2 separate regions of the Homo sapiens genome follow, and region 1 is linked to region 2. Evidence: chromatin contacts called from ENCODE Hi-C or POLR2A ChIA-PET data. All regions are on one chromosome and are shown on one strand. The core of a region is the stretch at or near the end of the contact, and the rest is flanking DNA. Distances in the headings are between cores, read along the strand shown. Region 1 overlaps GCOM1 (GCOM1, MYZAP-POLR2M combined locus). Region 2 has its middle 19 kb from the start of LINC01413.

Region 1 (3,045 bases), core at 68-2,567, 290 kb before region 2:
GTTTCTACTTGGTTAACTCTCCTTAGAGATAAATGGCCTCCACAGAATCTGTGCCGTTGGAAAGTCATCTTCTACTGTGTCCCCAGTCATCTACAATTTCACATTAGAAGATGTGAAAACCCTGGTGTTGGGCACTGTTTCTAACACCTCTGTGCTCTTGTCTAGATGATCAGTCTCTGAAGCTTCCTCAATTCCTCAGCCTCTACTTTGGACAATATAAGCCTTTCACTCCTAAACCTACTTGAATCAAGAAAAAGAATTTCTGAAGGAGGTGATTAGATACTAAAGAAAATACTGAAGCTATTTGGAAGCATGGAGTCACAGAACATTTGAGCTTCAAGGGGCTTTAGAAACCACCTAGACCAGCCACCCACTCCCCCAGCCCCACTGGCTTCACAGATTCTACTCGTGTATCCACACAAAAACCTACACTCTGGTCCAAGAGACCAGGATTTTTCTAATCCTGGCTCTGTCACTAGGTAGGCATCTTGCTCATGTCATTTCTCTCTGTCGGCCTCAGTTTGTCTATTCATAAAACTGAGATCCTCTCAGTTCTTTCTAGCTCTGACATTCTATGGAATCAAACCAAGGGTCTGGTCTCCCTGTCAATAATAATGAAAGTGGACAGAGTGGGCCAGTGGAAGAGGCTGGGGTCTTGCATAAGGAAGAAGCCAGCTCTCTTCAGACTCGGTCCACCAGGTACTCGAGTGGTCCTCAGCATCAGTGCCTAACACCGTGCATCAGCCCTCTTCCTCTACCAGGTTGAGTTTCCTGCTGTGAGATGGCTTCTCCTTCTCCTTCTCCTCCTCCTCCTCCTCCCCCTTCCCCTCCCCTCCCCCTCCCCCTCCCCCTCCCTCTCCCTCTCTCTTTGTCTCTCTCTTTCTGTTTCTCTCAGCGGTTTTAGCTATAAGGCTCCTTTGGCTGTCCAGGACTAAGAGCCTGCATGATAACTAGGAATCAGTCAAGGTGCCTGGGTCAGAGCTGGCCCAGCTCAAACAGCTGACCTCTGCAGTAAATGCCAGAGTGTTGGCCAGATGGCAAAGCACAAGAATTGCCAGAAAATACTGGCAAATATATTTTTCTTTCTGGGAAGAAAAACCAGAGATGTAGTACAAATACCGACTAAGTCTGAACTCAGGTGAGATAAAGCCCTTGCTGGTGGGCTGGGAATGAGACAGCGTCCGAAAGGGGAGGAAAGGGAGCCTTGGCAAGCCCCCCCGACCACAGGAGGAAGGGAAAACAAAGGCTGCTGAGCAAACCAGACCCAGTGGGGCTTGGCCTGAGGCCAGGGGAAAGCTGGCATACACTCAAGAGAGCCAGGAAAAGGGTGGGACTCAGAAGCCCCACCAGAAATGGGCATCGCAGATGACCCCAAACACGAGGCCACCCAGACCCACTCCAGGACAGTGGCCGAGCCCTGCTGTTGTCACTGCTGCCATACCAACTGTTATCAGAGAATTAGGGGAAGTGGAGAATCCCAACATGAAAATTTATTTATCTAAAATTACTTATATAGAACCAGAAAGGATTTGAAATAGGTTTTGGAACTTTTGAGAGGAGGATAAAAAGATAAGAGCCAAATAAATTTGGAGGAGAGGTAAAAACTGTTGTTCATACATTTGGAAATGAAGACCAAGGGAAGCTATTTCAAATACATACAATGCTTTGCTTTGAACATTTTCAAATTAATTTGCATGTTAGGGGACTTGTAAGAGTAAGAATGGGAAGCACTTGAAGGGTTAGCTCCTGTAAACCAAATCAACCAAGAAAACAATGCCTCAAAGTGAGATAACAACATGCATTTTCACAAATATAAGATACCGGGTCTTTCTGTTTCCCTGTCTGCTACTACAAGACGTGGAATATCCATGATTCTTTCTGATACAAAATAATTTCTAATTATAAAAAAGTGTTTACAGGCCTTTTTTATATTGCTTGCCATGAAGGAGTACAGATTGTCCTTAGTGAAGTCTGTGTTATTCTGTGATTAGGTGGCACTTCCTGTGGCACTGGGACTGGAGGAAGAGGGCTGACGTGTGGGGTTAGGCACTGATGCTGAGGACCACTCGGGTATCTGGTGAAGCAAGCAACATCTCTCACACTAAACTCGGGGTCTAAATTTCCTTTTCAGAGAGCAAAAACAAAGCCTTAGAGTCTCAGCTTGGAAATGCTTCCTTCAGTTTCCTACACTGTCTTCTGGGCACAGTCTTCACAGTGGTTCTGCTTAAAGAATTCTGAATCATGAGCTAAGGATGTTCTGTGACTTATTTTTCTGCAAAGGCACAGTCCCCACTCTTGATTAAGCTGGGTTGCCCTGTCATAGCAGTAAGCAGATGAGTACCTGCAGGCCAATGGAATCTGATGCCAAGGCTGAGTTCATGGCATTAAAACGATCCAGGGCAGACGACTGGGTTTGGATGTGATTCTCCAGATACTCCTGCTGAGCATGGGAAACCTGGACAGATCGAGGAGACAGTCACACAAAATCAATCCCTACACGTTCACGACAATCTTCAGTTAGGCTGGAACTTTCTTCTGTTAGAAGCCACATCTACTTCAACAATATCTAAAGTAAAGCTTTAAATTAAAAGTCAACATCTGCATGATCCAGAGAGAAGGGCAAGAATCACCTTCCTTTGGATAGTGTTTACTCACAGACCCTCATTTAGCCCTCTCAACAACACTGTGCAGGAGTCAGAATGTTGTCCTTTGTAAGGAAGAAAACAATCAGAGAAGTTATGTGATTTGCTCACTGTCAAACAGCTCAGAAGTGGCGCTCCTAGAACTAGAACCCAGTTGAAATAACTTCTGCAGCCACCTTGTTCTTTGTAGTCACCATGGAGAGAATATGCTTTGGTCTCACTCAATTCTCAAGAGTGTTTTTGTAATCCCAGCACTGTGGGAGGCCGAGGCGGTCGGATCACCTGAGGTCAAGAGTTCGAGACCAGCCTGGCCAACGTGGTGAAACTCCATCTCTACTAAAAATACAAAAATTAGCCAGGCATGGTGACGCACGCTTGTAATCCCAGCTTCGTGGAAGGCTGA
Region 2 (3,347 bases), core at 553-3,052:
CAGCCCAAGGAACCCTCTTAGCCCTGGGTTCTTCGTCTGTAAAACGAGGCTAACGTAACAAGGGGAGCTACTTAGTAAAACAAAAAAAAAAAAACTAAACTACAATTCGTCTTCTGGGATGTTTTGTTTTGTTTTGTTTTGGAGTGTTATTTGGCTGCTGTTTTACTCTATATTCCCAGAGACAAATGAAGCGTAAGAGGCTGTTCTTGCATTACTATAAAGGAATACCTGAGACTGGGTAATTTATAAGAAAAGAGAAGTTCTTTTGTTTTTGGTTTGTTTTGAGACAGAGTTTCACTCTTATTGCCCAGGCTGGAGTGCAATGGTGAGATCTTGGCTCACTGCAACCTCTGCCTCCCAGGTTCAAGCAATTCTCCTGCCTCAGCCTCCTGAGTAGCTGGGATTACAGGCATGGGCCACCATGCCCGGCTAATTTCGTATTTTTAGTAGAGACAGAGTTTCTCCATGTTGGTCAGACTGGTCTCAAACTCCCAACCTCAGGGGATCCGCCTGCCTTGGCCTCCCAAAGTGCTGGGATTACGGGCATGAGCCACCGTGCCTGGCTAGAAAAGAGGTTTAATTGGCTCACAGTTCTCCAGGCTGTAAGGAAGCATGGCCCCAACATCTGCTCATCTTCTGAGGAGGCCTCAGGAAGCTTATGATCATGGCAGAAGGTGAAGGGGGAGCAGGCACGCCACATGGCAAAAGCAGGAACAAGAGAGACAGCTGGTGGTGGGGGGTGCCACAGACTCTTCAATGACCAGGTCTCACAAGAATTCACTCACTATGATGAGGACAGCACCAAGCCATGAGGGATCGGCTCCCATGATCCCAACACCTCCCACCAGATCCCACCTCCATCACTGGGGATCACAATGCAACCTGAGATTTGGGCGAGGACAAATATCCAAACTATATCAAGCATCTTCCTTCCCCTTTCTCCCTTCCCCTCCTGATTCTGGGGAGAAGAGGCTGCTGTGTGTTTCTGAAGGGCTGAGTGTTCTCACCCACCCCCAACCCCCCAAGTAAAGAACTCTTATGTTTCAGGCCCATGGGGTGTGGGGAGAGGTGGTCCCAGAGGAGCAGGGCGTGAGATTGGCAGCTTTAGTTGAAGAGGCTGGGATAGATAGGGGGGCAGGGGTGGTGGTCTCAGCAAATGGTGAGGAGTGAGGGGGAAGGGTGTCCAAGGCTGCTCAGGGGGTGGAGCATGAATACCCAGAGGCTGAGCTTCAACTCATCAGCACTGCTCCCGGGGACCACAGTGACTGAAGAGTGAACCTCTGAGCAGTGCTCAGGGCGTCCTGAGGCCCGGAGAGCCAGTTCTCTGAATGGTGCAAGACCCTGTCAGGTCCACAGGACCCCAGAAGCCAGGAAGCACAACAAATTGGATTTCCGCCCATGCTGAGTAGATGGGAGCTAGAAAACCAAAGAAGGCCAGGTGTGTTGGCTCACGCCTGTAATCCCAGCACTTCGGGAGGCCGAGGCGGGCGGATCACTTGAAGTCAGGCATTTGAGACCAGCCTGGCCAACATGGTGAAACCCTGTCTGTATTAAAAATACAAAAATTAGCTGGGCATGGTGGCATGCACCTGTAATCCCAACTACTTGGGTGGCTGAGGCATGAGAATCTCTGAACCTGGGAGGCAGAGATTGCAGTGAGCTGAGATTGCACCACTGCACTCCAGCCTGGGCGACAGAGTGAGACTCTGTCTTACAAAAAAAAAAAAAGAAAAAAGAAACAAAGAAACAAAGAAAAAGAAAATCAATGGCCCTTGCGCCAGAGTGTCTTGGAGGGAGTCCACACTGACACGCCCACGGGGGGAGCTGCTGAAAGCATTCCCCAGTCCAGTGCTGCCCCGTGAGCACCGCCACCTGTTTCCCGCTTTCCTGGCCACCGTACATACATTTGTTCATGTTTATAGACTCTGAATATAGAGACCCCACACAAGAAGAGAAAGGCTCAGAAAAACAATGTTATGACCTGCTTCCTGAGGCACCCTGCCTGCAGGAAGTGCTTTTCACAGCAAGAAATTCTGACTCCAGGACCCATATTTTTAGCAGGAACATGGTCAGTCAACACACATCCTCTAGGCCTGCCCTGGACCAGATGACCAGGAGGAAGCAGCCGTGAGTCACAGGGAGAAAGCCGGTGGCTCTGACAGGGACGCCTGCTGCTCCGCCGGGGAACAGCTTTCCCCTGGTTTCAGTTAGAAAGGTCAGGGGACGCCTGACCACACAAGGCTCACGGGAACTGTGGAGGGCGGCCCCTCAGGCCACAATCAGCAGGTGCCCACCATGGCTTCTCTCCTGGCAGGTGAGGACTTCAGTTTTTCTCCATGGCTTGGCTCACCTGTTCTCTTATTCTCAGAGCCATAATCACCCTCCTCCTGCCCCAGCCTGGAGCTCTCTGAGACCCTCCACTATAGTAACCAGCACAGCCTAGAGAGGGTAAATCCTCCGGTGCCCCCAACATCCCACCTTCATGTTGCAGCGAGGCCCAAAATGTCCCAGAAGAAAAACAAACTCCATCGCACACCAAAAACCCACCAAAAAACGTGAAATCACCTTCATAATTTGGGAAGTATAAACATAGTTCTATTTGTTCTGTAACGTATTTTTCATGATCAGGAAATGAAGACAAAGAAAGGCTTTGGGAATTGTTTTATGGAGAGGACACCATCTTCCAGGTCCTGCCAGCTCAGGGCTCCCATCTTTCAGCCCCTCCAGAGCTGAGCCCGGAGGGCTGGGGCCGCCCTCTCCCTGCTCCTGAGCCACAGAAGCCCAAGGCTGGCCCTGAAGACCTAACAGCCTCAGGCATTTGCAGCCCCCTTGGCCTAAAAGGGCTGTTAAGAGAGGTGCAGACGTGGGCCCTGCCCATTCACCCTCAGAGGAGGTCGCGACTTCCACCCCAGCAAGAGTACCCCTAGGACTGTGGAGTGCAGAGGACAGCGACCGTTGACTAGGTACCTGGTGCAGGGTCTTGCCCTCCCTCCCTGTAGCCCGATATGGGAAGGGCCACAGTCCAAGTCCATGTTCATGCTGCTCCTCCAGGAGGCCTTCCCAAACATCTTCTCGATGCCGAGTAACTCACAGATCCCATATAGAAATAGACCTTGGAAGGGATCTCTCTTCTTGCAAATGAAGAAACTGAAGACCAGAGATGTACCTCAAATCACACAGCGAGTAACCGGCAGAGCCAGGAGGCTCCTCTGCCCCCAGGCCAGAGAGGGCTTGCAATCTGGCTTCCGAGCAGTGGTTCCCAACTCCCGGGCCATTACAATCACCTGGGATCCCCACCAGTGGAATGACTCTCTGGGGGTGGTGCTTGGAAGGCTGGTGGTGGTGAA

What was found. A loop is a pair of places that touch in the nucleus more often than their neighbours do. ChIA-PET counts read pairs that join two places held with the same protein, here RNA polymerase II (POLR2A). Pooled maps may share reads with other maps.
Region 1: a loop to region 2 is called in a pooled map, with 2.5 times the contacts of the local background. The contact joins two enhancer-like sites. A Hi-C loop is called at or near these places in 2 of 168 maps with a recorded cell type or tissue (PC-9 and mammary epithelial cell) and 4 of 50 pooled maps. POLR2A ChIA-PET finds 5 or more read pairs at or near these places in 1 of 52 experiments (WTC11).

The regions. Positions count from the first base shown.
Region 1 is chr15:57,625,189-57,628,233 of GRCh38, reverse strand. GCOM1 (GCOM1, MYZAP-POLR2M combined locus) reads right to left here. Exons shown (of 17, transcript NR_104371.3): 5 at 2,342-2,455. MYZAP (myocardial zonula adherens protein) reads right to left here. Exons shown (of 13, transcript NM_001018100.5): 5 at 2,342-2,455. Among named protein-coding and RNA genes, the nearest start is that of MYZAP, 35 kb to the right of the region's middle. Within about 2 kb of position 1,317, at least 6 of the 41 ENCODE cell types and tissues checked have a DNase peak (open chromatin) inside an H3K27ac peak, as active enhancers do.
Region 2 is chr15:57,336,817-57,340,163 of GRCh38, reverse strand. No RefSeq gene overlaps it. Among named protein-coding and RNA genes, the nearest start is that of LINC01413, 19 kb to the right of the region's middle. Within about 2 kb of position 1,802, at least 11 of the 41 ENCODE cell types and tissues checked have a DNase peak (open chromatin) inside an H3K27ac peak, as active enhancers do.